Linked DNA regions of Homo sapiens: regions 2 and 3 are each linked to region 1. Evidence: chromatin contacts called from ENCODE Hi-C or POLR2A ChIA-PET data. All regions are on one chromosome and are shown on one strand. The core of a region is the stretch at or near the end of the contact, and the rest is flanking DNA. Distances in the headings are between cores, read along the strand shown.

Region 1 (2,862 bases), core at 147-2,646:
AGTTGAACTTGCAATCCTATCTGAACCACACAAATATTACTTTGGAAGAACAAAAATTCTATTACAACCAGTAAAGGAAAAAAATACTCTTTAGTAATAGCATATCGCAGTGGAAAAAAGAGCATATATTCTGGAAACAAATATTCAGCGTTCTTATCCCAATTCAGCCACTTACCAGCTGTGGGACTGTTGGCAAATCACTTAAAATTGTGCCTCGTTTCCACATATATAAAACGGGAATAATAACAGAACCTACCTTACAGGACTATTGTTAAGATTAAATAAGTTAAACAATAAGAAGACTGTAGCCTAGCCAATAGCCTAGTTTAATAAACTTTAGTCATTACTAACCATTATCTCTGTAAAACAAGATGGGAAAAGAATTTGTTACCGGGAGAGAAAAAAAATTCAAGTAATGACGTTTTGTTCTCTAACTTAAGACTATTATTTATTTATTAAGTTATTTATTATGACTATTGACAAGTTATTATGACTATTAAGTTATTTTGTCTACTGAAACCTTCCGATTTCATTAAATTACATTTAGAGTATCTATGGCACAGGCTTAAAGGCGCCTACTTCCATACCTGAATAAAAGCATTTGCTTGCACACACTTTGCATTTTCCACTGTTACTTTGATACCATTTTTAGTTGCGAAACACGTGGCATGTTCTCGGAAATGAATAGCTTTCAAGATAGTGGAGAGATTCCTAACGTTGTCAAGGCTGGCCACAAGGCTGTACTGATCATCCTCGTCTTGGATCTGTTGGGTCAGAAGGGGCATCGTCCACTGCGCATTCGGCCCCGAGGGATGCTCCTGGGGCCAACAACTTCTCGGCGGATCGCCAAACACCTGAAGGGATTAGACAGTAAAACTCCCATCAGTGCTGGCGAGGTCCGGCGAGCTCCACCTGCGCTGAGAGGTGGAAAGGGGCTGGGAGGCTGAACACGGCTGACCAGGCCGAACCCCACCTATGTCACTTAACTATCTTTGTAATTCTGGAGGAAAATTATCTAAGCTACGGTTTCCTCGTCTCCGTAAGAGGACAATAACGTGAAAAGTTGTGAAGAATGAAGACACGCAACTGACACGGTATCTCCCGGCCAAACAGGAGCTACAAATCCGCGGGGAGTCGGTTTTGTGCAGCCCGCGCCACCAGCCCCGCCTCCAACAAAACAGGCGATGGCGGGGCGGGCCCGGAGTGTCCAGATAATCCTCCAAGAGTCCCAGACAACCCCATTCACCAGCCCGCCCGCGGGACAGCATCGCTTACTAGTCTCGGGGTCCCCGAGTGCGGAAACCCTACCTTTGCGGTGGGGTCTGGACGCCCGAGAGCCCTTCTCAGCAAAGTCCCTGAAGAGGAGCGAGGCGGCTCCGAGGAACCGCGGAGGAAGTGAAGCCAGTCCCGCCACTCTTCAGACCGGCCCTCCACCTCGGCCACCGTCACCACAGAGCTGAAGGAGGCCTAGAGAGCCGCGCGTGCCGCGCCACCGAGACCGGAAGGAGGCGGCACAGACCTGGAGGACGACCGCGGAGCTGAGCGCTTAGAGCCGCCGAACCATAGAGATCGGAAATAGGAGCGAGCGGCAGCGCCGGAAAGGAGGCCAAGAGCGCGGGCGGCGAGGCAAGATGGCGGCAACCAAGAGGAAACGGCGTGGAGGCTTTGCAGTTCAGGCGAAGAAGCCAAAAAGAAACGAAATAGATGCGGAGCCGCCAGCTAAGCGGCACGCCACAGCAGAGGAGGTGGAGGAAGAAGAGAGGGACCGGATCCCAGGCCCCGTTTGCAAGGTAGGAGGGGATGTCCCCGGGCTACACCTGCGGCGGCGGCTCTGTGCGCCTTTTCTTGGGTTACTTACTTGACTACAGCCTTGCTTAATTTCAGAGTAGCCCGGGTGTTAACGGTAGGTCGGTTTTAGCAATTCTCCCGGCCAGACTGGGCACGGAGTTTGCAGCTAATCCTTGTGCACGTGGCCGTCTTCCTGGAGGCGGCGGGTTTTAAAACCTTTACCCGGCCCACGGGGAAGCGACTTACAGGGTGCTCAGATCCAGCGTTCTTTCTTACTAGTTGTTCAGTTGTTTTTTTTTTTTAATGTTTTTGGAGAGTAGTGCTTTTCCTTGGTTATTTCTCGCTATTATTTCTCCAGTGATTAGTATGCCCATATACTGCCATAGTCAGCCACTCTCAGTCAGGGATCCTGAAGTACGTTAGGGGAGCCTTTAAAAAGTTGTTGCCCTTGGGACTGTGACTCTGACTTGTTAACCAGGTCATTAACTCAAGAGATACTGAAAAATAGACTAGGTAGTATGAGCTTTACTTGTATTCAACAGACATTGAATGTGCCATGCACTGTACCAAGTTAGGCTTCCTTTGGGTTTGAGATTGCAAAGATGACTAGAATGTGACCTCTTCCTCCTGAAATGTTGGAGTTTAGGAGGAAACTTAAGAATTCAAATAAGTTGATGGTTTTTATTCAAAAGAAGTGCACACAAGTTGTTAGAATTAGCTTTCATTCAACTAAGAACTCTTCTTAAGCTAGACAGAATACTGTGAACAAGGATTATCTTTGACATTAATTTTTGCGTCCTCCGCACTTAGCATAGTACTCTAGCGCGGAGTAGGTGATAAGTAAATGACCCCGTGTGGTGTGATGGCAAGCTCTAAGAAAGAAGTGAGCTCTGTGGAATGAAAGATAAGTGTAAATTCTAGCCCCGTTATTAACAGCAACATTCTGTGCTCTTTTCTGACCTGCAGATTGGGGGGCAGGGGGAGGGAATATTTACTTTTTATGAAAAATAAGCTGGACTTGTACACTTCCAGTAAATGTTAGTGTTCTCACTCTTCCCTTGAGCTAGGTAGTAT
Region 2 (2,774 bases), core at 64-2,563, 940 kb after region 1:
TCAGGTTTGGGGGAGTCTGAATTTTCTATGCCATGGTCTCAGATTTCTGCCCCATATACCTAGGCACTAATTTAGTTCATATGTACTATGTGTACCTGAAAAGTTGTGTGGCAATCAAATTTTCACAAATAGAATCCTGTTTTAAATACACTAAGAAAGTACCTACTTTATCCTTTAAACAAGAGGTCAGCAGACTTTTTCTACAAAGGGTCAGATAGTAAAGATTTTACACCTTTTGTACAATACAATCTCTATCTCATCTACTTAGCTCTGCCATTGTTGCATAAAAGCAGCTGTAGATGATACACAAATGGGTGAGGCTGTATTCCAATGAAACGTTATTTGCAAAAACAGGTGGTAGATTAAATTTGGTCCCAAGGCTTACTTGGGAAAAAAAAAGATCTTTTGAAAAAGAAAAAATAAATGAATAATTTTTTAAAAAATTGTTCCCTAGGTCATAGTTTGCCAGCCCCTGCCCTAAACAAATAATTCTTGAATGCCTACTGTGGTGTGTAAGATATGAGTAAATACCAGGGATACACAGAGAACAAAAGAGAAAAACTGCTATTCTTGTGAAACTTGGAAGTTGGAGGTAAGCTATTTAAAATAAACCCACAATAAAGTACTTCACATAGTGCAGACTGTTTCTTTAAATCAAAACTCACTCCAAACAACCAATTGATTCACTTTGTAAGTTTGAATTTTTGTCTTCAGATTCTTTTAAAGTGGGCCCTTAGTCAGGAGCGGTGGCTCATGCCTGTAGTCCTAGCACTTTGGGAGGCTGAGGCAGGCAGATCACTTGAGGTCAGGAGTTCGAGACAAGCCTGGCCAACATGGCGAAACCCCGTCTCCACTGAAAACACAAAAATTAGGCTGGCATAGTGGCATTTGCCTGTAGTCCTAGCTACTCAGGAGGCTGAGGCAGGAGAATTGCTTGAACCTGGGAGGTGGAAATTGCAGTGAGCCGAGATCATGCTATTGTACTCCAGCCTGGGCAACAAAGCAAGACTCTGTCTCAAAAAAATAAAAATTAAAAAAATAAAGTAGCCTCTAGCCTAAGATAGCTTGAGCCTAGGTGTGAATCTACTGCCTTACTCTGATGTAAGCACAGTAAGTGTGGGGGCTGCAGGGAATATCCAGGAGGAACAATAATTTCAGAGGCTCTGTCTCTTCATGTCCTTGACCTCTGCTTACAGCAGCAATACTTTTACTCAGACTTCCTGTTTCTGGAACTTGCCTTCTTTTTTGCTGTGTTTATACTTCCCTTGTCTGTGGTTAGATAAGTATAAAGCCCTAGATCTAAGCTTCTCTGTCTTCCTCCCTCCCTCCCTTCCTCTTACTCTCATTCATTTCATACACACTGGCTCACACATCTACTCTCTCTCTCTATCTCTCTCAGAATGACAATTCTAGGTACAACTTTTGGCATGGTTTTTTCTTTACTTCAAGTCGTTTCTGGAGAAAGTGGCTATGCTCAAAATGGTGAGTCATTTCTAAGTTTTCTTATGGATTTTGGATTATCTGTAGCATGGTTTCAGGTTATTCAGTTCCCTAACAGACCTGAGTCAGGCACTGGGTTTGAATGCAGTTTGAGAATTTCCCACATATTCAGTCATTTTTTTTAATGTTTAACCACCATGACAGGGGGCAGGGGATCAATACTATGGGTGGTTTATAAGACCTCAGTATTCTCAAGAAGGAATGCATTTCACTCCCAAGTGTAGATCTTAAATGTTGAATGATTACTCTGCTCTTACAAAAAGAATGCTCATGTAGATGCTATGACTGTACTTGTAGGAAAATGTCCAAAGTAATTTTACCTTGTCAGGAGATCAAACTGGATTCATTTTGTTTGACTTTTTAAGAAATCCTGAAAGCATAACTTTCAGGATAAGGTAATGTACAGAAGCAATAGCTTTGTCTTCAGTGACCAGTGCTATATCCTCAGCACCTAAATCAGTGGCTAGAATATAGTAGACATCCAATAACTTTTGAAAGTGTTTTCAAAATACTTTAGTTTTGAGAGATTTATGTGAGATTTTAAGTAAATAACTGACTAGAGAAAGATCTAAATGAGTTTACTCATTGAAATACACTGAATTGCCTCCACACCAACAAATTGGCCATATGTAATAATTCTTTTTGGGATCTAAAAAACTTAGTACCGAGAAGCCAACCCTGCCCATACATAAACACATTGTAATTATAACAAAACTAGGCAGAAGCTTCTAACAGCAGCAGGAGGCATGTGGGAATTTAGACCATCAACTTGCTCCTGCAAATTAAGCCCTTTCTCTTTAAGAGTTAAAAACTATTTGGCTATAGACAATATCAAACACATCAGCCTAATGACTCAGCTTATGCATTTTGAGTCATGTAATTACGAAGGATGGAAATCCCTAGAATTTTCTCATTAAGGGAATTGTCAGAGAGTTTGACATTTTTTACAGTATATGACTCACTTTATGGGGGATGATTATTATTCTATGCTAAACTTTGCCTTGGATTTCCACAAAGACTGATGGGAGGCAGGAAACATAAATCTTACTCTCTTTCATGTCATCTATACTCACTAGTTCACCCTGGTGATCATACTATTTTTAAAATATATAAGAATGCTAGTTGAAAGCTGGGTTTTCACTCCAACTTTTTAAGTTTCAGATTTTTTAGAAGATGTATAATTACCCTATTCACATGATTACGTCAAAATACTTCCCAGTTTGGGGTATAGGAATTCACATTCAGTTGCTGCTTGTTGAAAGTTGTCAATTTTC
Region 3 (2,847 bases), core at 243-2,742, 990 kb after region 1:
TTGGAATATTATTGAAATCCTAGTCCGTGTCACACCCAACCTCCTTGTGCTGGTGGGAATTTTTGTTTGTTTGTTTGTTTGTTTGAGACAGAGTCTTGCTCTAGGCTGGAGTGCAGTGCAGTGGCATGATCTGAGCTCATTGCAGCCTCTGCCTCCCGGGTTCAAGCAATTCTCATGTCTCAGCCTCTGGAGTAGCTGAGATTACAGGCATGTGCCACCATGCCCAGCTAATTTTTTTATTTTTAGTAGAGACAGGGTTTTCACCATGTTGGACAGGCTGGCCTTGAACTCCTGACCTCAGGTGATCCACCCACCTCAGCCTCCCAAAGTACTGGGATTGCAGGCGTGAGCCACTGCACCCAGCCCTTGCTGGTGGGAATTTCAACACAATTGGCAGAAAGCAGAGAGGGGAGAGATAAACATTCCACCAGGTGAAGGCTTTCTGGAATAGCCTGCCCACACACAGCGCAAGATGTCCCAGATAAAATCTGAGCGCCCAGCCCAGTTTCAAAACTTCAGCCACAGGAGTACCATGAACAGGCGTGGATCTACTGCTCAAAGAAATAGCCTCCTCACTCACACCAGTCTTTAAAATGACTATTAAATAAATCATTTTGAATCTATTTGTCAAACTGCGGCTTCCCTAAACCCTAAGCAGTGAAACTCAAGATTTGCTTGTAGAAATTGAGGCTAACACGTGGTCTTCTTCTGGTCCCCAAATGAGACTGAAACACTTAAAGACTTACAATCAGTCATAAAAAGAGATATATTATCATCTCACCTAGAAAAGGATCATCTAAAAGGAGGTGAAGAAAAACTATGGGTGCATGGGTGAGGGTTTTAATTAAAATACTCAAGCTTTCATTAATGGCCAAGGGATAAAACCTAAAGTTGATTAGACACCTGCATGTATCAGCACAGCACTAGGAGCTTTACAGAGCTCATTTTATTTAAGTCCTATTTTAGAACAAAGGAAACAGTCTTAGGCAAGGCAAACTCACAGTTGGCTACTCAATGTCTTTTATTTCTGCCTGTTTTTTGGCCCCAGAAAATGCAATATTTTGACACAGAAAAAAACATTAGGATGAGTGTGAAATCAAATACGATTCTGGTTTTTGAGCTGACATTTAGTCATTTGGAGCCACATGGCTGTCCCAGGGCCTGGTCCCCAGGTCATGTGCTTAAAGCTTCCAGGCGGTTCTCATCATGATGATGAAGTACACATCAGTGTCAATGGATGCGCTCACACCTGCATAGTAGTTCATGAACTCCTCAGGGGTCACCTGCAGTGGAAAAGTTAGAAACAAAAACGAAACTTTGCTTCTCACTCTGTCAATGGGCGCCCACCTTGTGCACCTGTAAATAGAAGGGAAATAGAGGATTTCTTTGTGTATGTGATCATGGCTGAGGAACTGATCTAAAACAAAAGAACAAGTGAAGCTGAGGATGGTGTGAGAACAGCACCTAGGAAGAGAGAAAGAAAGTCTTGAAAGTTTCTAAGCCAACCTAAATGGAAAGTGACGCATAGGTTGTCATCTTTTGTCTAAGGGTGGGAGCCCGTCGGTTCAGGTAAGGGAGACTGAAACTCAGAGTAAGAAGGAAGTGCTCTGCAACTGTAGTTATTTCTGTCTTTCTGTGACACGTCAGAAACAACATGTCATGTCCTTGTGTCAGGGTAAGTGATGTTTTCCCTTTCCAAAAATGGAGTTCTCTCCTGTGGGTGAAGAAACAGATTTCTAGTTAAACGCTCCCGGGTTGCATGCTTTTCTAACACATAAATAACTCATTCAAGGCCCAGGGTGAATAAAAAGCTTACCCCTGCTTCATGCCTCCCACCCATCCTGGCTTCTCTCCACTCTACACCCATGACCATCTCTTTGAAATATTGACTAATGTGTTTATCTGTGTGGGGATTTTATATTACTTTCCTTTGGGGAAGGAGAAAAGACAGTTATTAGTCTTATTTTTAACAGGTCTAGATAATATGTACACTCTAATTTAATCATGTTGGTTGACATGATCGGTTGGGGACATACCTATGCCTTCCAAGAATCATAAGAGATGACTGACCCACTGGTCCTATTGAAATTATAAGTGACCAGAAAAGAAAAGTCACTGGATCCACAGTTGTCTTTCATACCACCCCTTCCCACTAAAAACATAAGGAAGGGCAGTAGAAAGAAAGGCATTTGAACTCAGCTCATAGTTGAACTGTAAATACACATCTACAATACATGCATAGAGCCTCTGTCAAAATTAGGATACCATTAGCATCCCCCTTTGTTGAACTTCTTTATTCCTCTCCTCCTTTGGATTCCTCAGCCTCTGCTTTTCAATTCCCTCATTAAGGGATTACATTAAGTTTCACACATCATTATTGCCCTCTTTCTATCTTTCTCATGTTGTGTGAGGTTCCAGGGAAATGTTTATCAGTGTGGGTCCACACCACCTGCATCAGGACAACCTGGGGTGTCTGTCATAAGCCTAGGCCCACAGGCTGTACCCCACACCTGCTAAATCAGAATCTCTGAAGCAGGTGGTTGTGGAATTTACTTCTTAAAAATCTAAACATCCCAGTTAATTGTTGTGCACACTACAGTAATTTAACTGGGAATATCAAAGATAATTAAGATAAAGTCTCAGTCCTCAAAAAGTTGCAGGCTGGTGAAATACTCCAACAAAGTAAGTGGATCATTTTACAGCAAATAGCAAGTAAACTAAAAGAGTTACCCACGAGACCCTGAGCCATTTTGACGGTGCACTTTACCATGACAGTTTGAGGAACATTTTTTACAGCTAATTATTTTTTAATTAAAAATTATCAAACTCCCGATATTTTTAGTTTGT

What was found. Hi-C counts contacts between places; a loop is a spot of excess contacts on that map. ChIA-PET counts read pairs that join two places held with the same protein, here RNA polymerase II (POLR2A). Pooled maps may share reads with other maps.
Region 2: a pooled map shows a loop between it and region 1 (6-fold over the local background). The contact joins the promoter of IL7R here to the promoter of RAD1 in region 1. A Hi-C loop is called at or near these places in 2 of 168 maps with a recorded cell type or tissue (both naive thymus-derived CD4-positive, alpha-beta T cell) and 12 of 50 pooled maps. POLR2A ChIA-PET finds 5 or more read pairs at or near these places in 6 of 52 experiments (CD4-positive, alpha-beta T cell, CD4-positive, alpha-beta memory T cell, OCI-LY7 and 3 more).
Region 3: a map of OCI-LY7 shows a loop between it and region 1 (7-fold over the local background). The contact joins the enhancer-like site here to the promoter of RAD1 in region 1. A Hi-C loop is called at or near these places in 1 of 168 maps with a recorded cell type or tissue (OCI-LY7), 1 of 37 single-sample maps with no recorded cell type and 7 of 50 pooled maps. POLR2A ChIA-PET finds 5 or more read pairs at or near these places in 1 of 52 experiments (activated naive CD4-positive, alpha-beta T cell).

Annotation. Positions count from the first base shown.
Region 1 is chr5:34,914,108-34,916,969 of GRCh38, forward strand. RAD1 (RAD1 checkpoint DNA exonuclease) reads right to left here and starts at 1,397. Exons shown (of 6, transcript NM_002853.4): 1 at 1,309-1,397; 2 at 588-854. The coding sequence starts at 785. BRIX1 (biogenesis of ribosomes BRX1) reads left to right here and starts at 1,604. Exons shown (of 10, transcript NM_018321.4): 1 at 1,604-1,790. The coding sequence starts at 1,632. It also overlaps a transcript of TTC23L not described here. RefSeq lists enhancers at 981-1,586, 1,033-1,092, 1,113-2,012, 1,587-2,192.
Region 2 is chr5:35,855,578-35,858,351 of GRCh38, forward strand. IL7R (interleukin 7 receptor) reads left to right here and starts at 1,314. Exons shown (of 8, transcript NM_002185.5): 1 at 1,314-1,482. The coding sequence starts at 1,401.
Region 3 is chr5:35,903,364-35,906,210 of GRCh38, forward strand. It overlaps CAPSL (calcyphosine like), which reads right to left. Exons shown (of 5, transcript NM_001042625.2): 5 at 925-1,283. The coding sequence ends at 1,182. Among named protein-coding and RNA genes, the nearest start is that of CAPSL, 34 kb to the right of the region's middle. RefSeq lists an enhancer at 1,232-1,331. Within about 2 kb of position 1,493, at least 2 of the 41 ENCODE cell types and tissues checked have a DNase peak (open chromatin) inside an H3K27ac peak, as active enhancers do; they include OCI-LY7, where a contact is called at or near this core.